Regions from separate parts of the Homo sapiens genome. Here region 1 is linked to region 2. Evidence: chromatin loops called from intact Hi-C (ENCODE). Cell type or tissue: mammary epithelial cell. All regions are shown on one strand. Links, peaks and the distances in the headings refer to the core of each region. The heading gives the core; the rest is flanking DNA.

Region 1 (4,392 bases), core at 107-4,106, 90 kb before region 2:
ATTTCCTAAGCCATTCATTTATTTTCACTGAGCACTTTCCACATGGCAGGCGTTCTATTAGGTTTTGGAGATATGGTGACAAACAATACAGATGTGATCCCTTTTGAAACTCACAGTCCTTAAAAAGTTCATAGAATCAGCTGCTCATGCAAATCCATGGCAAGAATTTTTAAATCGCTGGTATGTTGTAACATAGAAACGGATCTTTGTTTCAGGTCTGGGGCCACAGAGAGCTTACGAAAATGACTGAGTTCTGCATCAGACTGTTGGCAAAGAGCTCGCCTTGCAAACTGTGGCAGCTTATTGGGAGCCATGCCACCCACTCCTCTCAGGGAAATGGGTTTGGGTGATTGTCAGCATTGGGAGCCATAGTGGGAAGGTTCTGGGCTGTGGGTAGGTTGCTGCACAGATGTGGGCATCTTTACTGCCTGGGAGTGCCACACGGTCTGTGTAGTTCTCACTCCATAGCTAAAGCTCTTGGTAGACCCAAGGAAGACCTGAATGGGGACCCATATGCCTCCTTCACCCACTGTGTTGAGGTCTGCGGATGGTGGATTTGTCTGCCCCTGGGGTTCCTCTGTGCCCTCCCCACTTGGGACCACATGTACCCACTTTACCTATAAATCCAAAAAGCATATCGAATTTTAAAAAGAGAAAGCCCCACCTGAGTATCAGGAAGAACCCAGTCCTGCTAACTCCACACAGGTTGCAGTTGCAAAGGCAATTAAAGCCACTGTACAGAGCCCACTTCAGCACCACTCAGAGGCTGGGCTGGTTCTGAGATCCCCAAAGCGGAAGCAACCGTCCTAGCAAAGTCTTCTTTTGTTAGGCATTGCCAACTACAAGTATCACATAGGTGCTTCTTAAAGTGATTCCAATGACTACGGAATTCTTCTACTACTTTCTGCCACATACACCTCCAAGGCAGTAATCAATCACCCTATAATGGAATCATCTGGTTTCCCAAGGTTGCAAAGTCCTCAAGGACATCTATGTGTCCCCAGTATCAGAATGGCACATGATCATCACAGGACAAATGTGGTTGATCTAATTAATTATTTCCTCTTTTTCCCTCCATCCCCCCAATATTCATACAGTGTCCTTAACATAAATTAAAAAAAAAAATGCTAGCGACTGACTCATACTAAAGATTAGGCTCTCTGGAGTTTCATCCATCATCCTTATCTAGATGGAAAATAATAAAATCTGTGAGTTATGACTGTGCACCACACATTCCTCCCATCTCTAAGGAGGCCCAGCTACAAGCTATAGCTTTAAGGAGGTTTCTCATTATTCTCTTGCAAGTTCGAGTGTGTGCTTCATACCATGCACAATGAAGGGTGGCCATTGATGCAAGGCTGCCCGGTTAGGAGAGAGCCCAACACCTCTCCTCTGTGCAGAACCTTCCCTGCAGTTTGCCAGCCTATCCCTGGCCTCCCCTGGACTGAGTGGATGCTTGAGGGGCATCATACCAGGGTGGTGAACTTGTCCACGCAGGCATTGCGGATCTTCTCCGGGGTGGCAGGGCTGTCTAGCCGGAAGAGTTCCTTCACGTTATTACCTGTGTGCTGAGCTCGAGCTGCACGGATGGCATCTTTGATGGCAAAGAAGATAGAAGCAGCCAGGAAGAGGGGCGGCTCTCCAACAGCCTGAACACAGACAGGGCACAGGGCAGGGGCTCAGGCAGGTGGTCCTGCCTCCACATCATCAAGTGGACCTAGGAGGCCAGGCAGCAAACTCTGCACGAGGAGGGCTGGTGGCACCAGGAAAGCACTGATGGGAGCCACACCAAATACAGCAGGAAGGCACAGTCAGAAATGATCAGGGGCTAAGAACAATCAAGCTAGTACATGACTGGACCGCATGGACATATTTCTTTGAACACTCATGTAATTTTCTCTGATGACATCATGCACATATAATGTACCATTTAAAGTTATACTCGGTAATTGTATTTTACAGACCACAAAATCTGACGTGAGTTTTAACCTTTTCCTCAGTCACTAGCCGAGGGGAAGAGTCTACCTGCAACTCTGACACCAACATTTACAGGCACCATAGTCATATTACAGCATCCGCAGGAATTATAGGCATAAGAACAAACAGGAATTAAAACATTTTCTAGCATAGGTTGGTTTTTCTCCCCCTCAAAGTATAGATCAGAGACCACCTATATCAGAATCACTAAAGATACTTGCTGAAAATGCATGTTCCAGGGCCCTAAGCCACACCTATTGGAGCAAAATTTCTAGGCGTGGGCCCCAGAAAGGCACATTTTTATCATGGGCCTCAGTAATTCCCAAGCATGGTAAAGTATGACAGTCAATGGCAAGGGTCACAATATGTCCCAGCTTCCCCACCCACTATGGTAAAGTAAACCACGAGATGAGCAAATGGATGTTTCTTTGGTTACCAAGGATTAGTTGCCTTCCTTCTTCAAACTAGGATTATATGCATCAGCTAAATCAATTTTCAACCATTTTTTCATACTTACTGCAGATAAGGAAGAAATAGAAGACACAATCCTCCAGGCATCTGACCAAGTCTTTTTTTTTTTTTTTTTTTTTTTTTTTGAGACAGAGTCTCGCTCTGTCGCCCAGGCTGGGGTGCAATGGTCCAGTCACGGCTCACTGCAGCCTCTGCCTCCCAGGTTCAAAAGATTCTCGTGCCTAAGCCTCCTGAGTAGCTGGGATTACAGGCATGTCCCACCATGCCCAGCTAATTTTTTTTATTTTTAGTAGAGATGGGGTTTTGCCATGTTGCCCAGGCTGGTCTCGAACTTCTGAGCTCAGGCAATCCACCCACCTAGGCCTCCCAAAGTGCTAGGATTACAGGCATGAGCCACCGCACCCAGCCTGATCAAGTCTTAAGGTCGAGTATTGGCAACTGAAGGAGGTAAAAGGGTGTGTACAAAGGTGCTATCCCATTGGCAGTGAATGTGCTGATTGTCATTGGACCATACTAATGCTGTACCTGTAAAATCATCTCTTAGGATCAAGCACCAGTGACGTACGCCTGAGATATGGGTGTGGGCCAGGATTTAAATGAGAAGATTTGATGAAGGAATCCCTCTAAATTCACCCAAAGAAGTGGGCTTCAGACCATACTAAGGTGCTCTCCTCAACCCAATTTAACTGGTTCTCAAGCAGGACTGCCCAACTATCCCACTGCCCCTACCAAGGTCAGTGTCAAACCATCTTCCCTCCTCAAGATATGCCCTTTGAAGTCCCACCAGGTGGGTCACTGAGGCCTCTCATCACCCGCTGGGGCCTCCCCCAGGGCAGATCAGAAGAGACAGCACAGAGCCAGAGCAATGGTACCTTCGATGCATAGATGGCCTTCTTGTTGGGGCAGTCGCGGAGCAGGGACACCCTGAACTCAATGGGGATGCTGCCAAATGCCGGGATCTTGTAGGTGCTAGGGCCACGGGTGTGCAGGCTCCCCTCGGGGGAATAGTGTAGCTCCTCTAGGGTGAAGAGGCCAAGGCCCTGGACAAATGCCCCTTCCACCTGCAGGATGGATGGAGAGCACAGTTAGCCTGCCACCTTCTTCCCTGAGGACAGATACCACTTGCCACAATGGACACAAAGCGCCAACTGCAGCGCGGCCTGGAATGTAGCTAAAACTGCCCTCTATTGCTTACCTGGCTCCCGCCTCAGCCCTGGGATAACCCATCCGGACTTCTGCCAGGCTTTGGCTCAGGCAGAGCAAAGACATTAACACGGAAGGTCAGTGATTCTAGGTGGGCATGTTTCCCACTACAACCTGCCGCAGTGCAGATGGAGATGTTCCTTCCATGTTGCTACTGGGGAAATGGTGAGCCAAAGCTAAGAAGCAAGCTCACAGGAGGATTTATTCGATAGTAGATTCTTTGAGACTTACCTCCAGCCTTTTTGAACGCCCACCCCTGCCTGTCCTCTGGGAGAAAGTGCCCCCACTGCAGTTCAGCTTACAGGTCTCTCCTAGGGTAACTGCCATGATAGACAGGCCCACACATCTGCTCTCTCAGCCCCCTGCTCAGAAGCGTGACATGGGGCACTACCATACCTCAACGAGCATTCAGAAAAGAAACCGACTGGCAATCATCTTTGGGTCTGCAGTACTGGCTTGGTGCCTGGCCACAGTAGGGGACCATAAATGGTTGTTCAATGAATTAATGAACAGATTGACTAATGGCCAGATTTTCGTATACTCAGTAGTTGTCCATTTTTTAGAAGTACAATTTGTATTTTCTACCAGATGCTCAGTCTTGAATTCTTGATTCCTCCTCTGTTTTTTCCTATCTCACCTATTCTTTATTTTATTTTATTTATTTTTTTGAGACTGAGTCTTGCTCTATCGCCCAGGCTGGAGTACAGTGGTGGGATCTTGGCTCCCTGCAAACTCCACCTC
Region 2 (4,392 bases), core at 264-4,263:
ATAAAGAAGCTGGCTGGACTCAGAGAAGTTGTCACAAAAAGTCACATGGCTGGTAAGGTATAATCAAGACTCGAACCCAAGCCCCTGTGATTCTAGAATCTTCTGACAGCAATAGAGAGCAGAGGCTGGGCTTTCCTAGCTGGACACCATCCAGGATGGCCCCTTTACACTGTATAGGCGTGGGGGGCAGAGGAAAAACCATCTCATTGAGTCTCACTAACGCAGGGTTGGCAGCAGCAGTGAGAAAGTTTGGCCTTAGAAGAATCAGAGTGAGGAGAGTAGAAGATGAAACAGCGTGTAGTGTGACACAGCAGGCTCCAAGGCTTTCAGGCCTGTCTTAAAAAAACTCATGGACGTGGTTTGTTTCTCTGTTTTTAATGTTACAATCACAATAAAGTGCTTTGAGGAAGGAAATCGAACAAGAATCTTGTGAAATTCTGCAAACCCAAACTAAAATGCAGAGTGTAAAAATGTCACAGGGAAAGAAAAGAACCAGACGGTGGGAAATCGATAGAATCTTAGCTGTCATTCATTTGATAGTTTGGCTCGGGGAGACCTAGAGAAGGGCCCCAGGTTCCAGGTCCACTCTGCCAGAAGCAGCAGATGGAACGGAACTTGTTAGCCACTGCCAACTCCCCCCGGGTCCCTGAGCCCAGGATATGCAGAGAAGGGTGAAGGCGCGGCACTCTTGCAGGGTCTGCCCAGTGCTTGGATTTGCTCCTCATTCTCTCAGGAGGACCAGGGGCTTCTGGAAATCAGTGGTCCCTGGTGGCTTGGAAGCTCCCTGAAACATGGAAGGAAGATGGATCTCAATGGGGAAGGTTTTGACCCTCCATATGTCACGTCTGTGGATCTGAGCAGAGGAATCGATAGACTTAGCACAATAGCAGAAGAGAGGGAAGGCAGAAGACCTGAAGGAAGAGCAGCAGAGGAGGGGCAGGCATAAAGAATGGTAAACATAGAATGGCAACCATAGTCACCTCAGGGATCAGCTCATGGCCTCCTGGTCAAGCTTCCTCTCCCTGTGATTCTTGGCTGTCTTCCATCTGCAGCTAAGTAGCCAGACCAGAATAGTCAATAATTCTAGTGATCTGGCAACTATAATTTTCTAGTCTTGATGAGTATCGGTATTGTCACTGTATTAAACTTCCCCTATTCGTCATCTCCATCTGATCATCATTATTATTCTAAGAATCCCATGTGGAAGTAGGAACTGGGGTGACAAGAATCTGGGTGCTGGCTGCCCCTTGAATGCATCCCATGGCCCCATAGCCATGACTGCGGTGCCAGTGAAGCAGCAGTTCCCAGGAAATACATGGATTGCCTTGCCTGGGGCTGAATGGGAGTGCTTCAATGGTGGGTCTGTAAGCAAAGATTGTGAACTTGTTCAGGACAAATGAGAAAAAGAGAGTACTTCTTCCTAGGAAAAATTTCATCAGCCTCTCCATGCCTTTGTTATAAACAGACAGAGGCCCCATTTAACTGGTCTAGAGAATTTTGGAACCAAACATGAGGTTGTGATGAAACCATGGAAAGAGTCCCAGTCTAGGAAAAGAGAGACTCAGGTGAAAGCCAAGGATTTGCTCCTCTCTCTGTCACTTTTGGCAAGCCCCTTTCCCATCTATAAAACTTCAAGGACCCTTCCAGCTCTAACATTTATGGATATTATGACATAATACCTGTGTGTGTGTGTGTGTGTGTGTGTGTGTGTGTGTGTGTGTGTGTGTGTGCATGTGTGGTGTGTTTGCATCCTCCTTTCTGGTGGCCTTTTTATTCACACCATCTGATCCTCACCCATTTCTGAGCAAGTTGGGTCCATGCTACAGGATATTCCCACTTGTCCAGCATTGGAATAGCTGGAATGCTAAGGAAAAGAGTATAATACCAGATTATGAAAGTTCTGCAGTCCATTTTGTGGTTTTTTATTTGTTTTTTTTTTGAGATGGAGTCTTGCTGTGTTGCCCAGGCTGAAGTGCAGTGGTGCAATCTTGGCTCACTGCAACCTCTACCTCCTGAGTTCAAGCGTTTATCCTACCTCAGCCTCCCGAGTAGCTGGGATTACAGGCATGCATCACTACACCTGGCTAATTTTTGTATTTTTGGTAGAGCCTGGCCTTCACCATGTTGGCTAGGCTGGTCTTGAACTCCTGGCCTCAAGTGATCCACATGTCTCAGCCTCCCAAAGTGCTGGGCTTATAGGCGTAAACCACCATGCCCAGACTGTGCTTGTCGTTTTCATGTAACTGTTTGAACCAGTATTTCCTAATATAGAATATCCTTGAGTAATCCTCCTTTTCGTAAGCCTCTGAAATTTTCTTGATATTCTTGTAGCATGACAAAATATACTGTCATCCTAAGACTCTTGTCCACCAAGGGATAGAGTGCATTCTCTATCCACTGGGAAATGGAGGTGATAAGAACACTTCCTGCTGACAAAGTCTGATGCTTCTACCAACTCAGCCCAGTAACTCTGAAAGTGGACTCACCAAAGACAGAAGTGGCTCACAGCCCCACCTGGAGGCCCAGACAAGAGGTGGCTCTGCCCTGGGTCTGCTCTTTAGAGGGCTCTACTCTGGCATGCCTGTGGCTATGCCTCTCCCCACTGGGTGAGAAGTTCATTGCGCCTACGGAATGTGACCATTCAGAGCCTATGTCACTTTCTGTTTACAGCACTCCCCGTGGATCAGGGCCCCTGCCCAGTGACCTCCAGCTCACTCCCAAGGCCCAGTCTGGCCATTTCCCTTGGCCTATCACCGCAGAGGGGACCTGTGCTTCTGGTATGTCCACCACTTGGCTCCCAAGATGTATATCTCTAGGTGCCCTGGGGTGACGACTGGGGCAGTGGGCATACCTTAGATATGTGGACCATATTATCCACCCATGTGCTTGAGAGAGGATTGTCACAGAATGGGGCAAAGCTAGGGATGAGAAGTCAAGTTAGGGAGGGGAGACAGTATGGTGAGGACAGGGGAAACCAGTTTTCTGGAGAGTCTGAAAATGATCAATTATAACCTGATCTTCAGGGTTATTATGAAAGTATACTTGTCAAGTGAGGAGCATAGAAATTCTGATTTAACATTTTTTAAAGTTAGTTTACAACTGTTAAGAATGAAAACACCTAGCTGATGAGCTTCCATTTGTACCCTTGCCTTGAGCCCTGCAAATGTGGGAGAGGGCCTGGAAAGTGGTACTGTTCCCACAGCTTGAATAAATACAATCAAGGAGGACGGAAAGATGTTGAGAAGTTGCAAAGATGCACAGTTTAGGGGGAAATCCCTCCTAAAACTCAAAGCAATGCAAACAGAAGGACTCCAAAGGCACTGAGGATTCACAGAGCCCAGCACAACCCGCCCTGGCCTCAGCACACAAGCTTGTGCCATCTGGACCCATGTGGACCCAGCCCACCTTCCAGCCTCATTTCCCACTACCTCACCCACACAAACCATCTTTGGCCACAATAGACTACTCTTTGCTCCCTGAACTTACTGCCAGTTTTACACCTCAATGCTTTTGCCCAGGTCATTTGCTCAGCCTAGAACTCCCTTTCCCCTAATAAAATCATGTAAAGCTCAGCTTAAATGCAACCAGCTCTTAAAAGCCTATGACCTTGGACTCCCCACACAACCACACCTAGGGAAACTCACTGGTCTTTCATTCATGTCCATTGTTATTTTATACCTATGTCTATTATGGCATATCACACAGAAACCAGATCTTACTTGTTTTTGAATCCACATTAACATGTAGTAGTGGTCAGTAAATACTTGCTCAATGACTTCTGCTCAGTAAAGAAAAGCCACTGATTCTTCTCAAACAGTCTACCTAAGGTTGCTTCCCTCTCACCCGGAAGAGAAAGTCGTCTTGTGCTTATTCTCCTCATCACTCTTCTCCTTTTTCTTCCTCTTCGCCATTGTTATGACCATGCACTGTGGTTTAATATGGTTTTCTTGTTTATTTATATACATCAATTCATGGCAGCTTCATATATGTGATATTGTAAGTCTCATTTTCTCCTGAAGAAATAGTTTCTGAGAGTGACGAAGCAGCAGAACTTTCACTTGAAGCCCACTTGTTAGTTCTAGAATCAGCACTCCTTCTACTCCACTAGATCCCTGAGGTTCAGACCTGAGCACTCAGGTGGGTCTCACGACAGAGCAGCTGATGCAGGGCCTGGTGGAGGATCCACACAGAGATTTAATCAGCAGTGGATTGGGGCCAAGAAGGAAGAGTCAGGAAGGAAATCCCCAATGTGTGAAAAACAAAACCACAACAATCAACAATGAAAATCCAGGGACAGGGAAGTGAGTTCCACCTAAATAAACCCCAATCATTGGACATGCTGGCTTAAGTGAACTAGGACTTTCCAGAAAACGGGAGGTCACATGGGAGTGA

The links. Hi-C counts contacts between places; a loop is a spot of excess contacts. Peaks named below come from ENCODE experiments on the same cell type or tissue, not always from the same donor. Only the 100,000 strongest peaks of a DNase experiment are listed, where the experiment ranks them.
Region 1: it touches region 2 in a loop (6-fold over the local background); 4 of 110 quality-filtered maps call a loop at or near these places.

Annotation. Positions count from the first base shown.
Region 1 is chr2:31,336,169-31,340,560 of GRCh38, forward strand. XDH (xanthine dehydrogenase) reads right to left here. Exons shown (of 36, transcript NM_000379.4): 34 at 3,321-3,509; 35 at 1,473-1,649. Among named protein-coding and RNA genes, the nearest start is that of XDH, 76 kb to the right of the region's middle. In mammary epithelial cell, for the core only: no CTCF peak of the experiment used is centred there; a DNase peak (open chromatin) is centred at 1,913; H3K4me3 peaks cover 910 bases; H3K27ac peaks cover 3,086 bases.
Region 2 is chr2:31,425,642-31,430,033 of GRCh38, forward strand. No RefSeq gene overlaps it. Among named protein-coding and RNA genes, the nearest start is that of XDH, 13 kb to the left of the region's middle. RefSeq lists an enhancer at 3,995-4,392. In mammary epithelial cell, for the core only: a CTCF peak has its summit at 2,520 (motif pointing left); a DNase peak (open chromatin) is centred at 2,490; H3K27ac peaks cover 856 bases.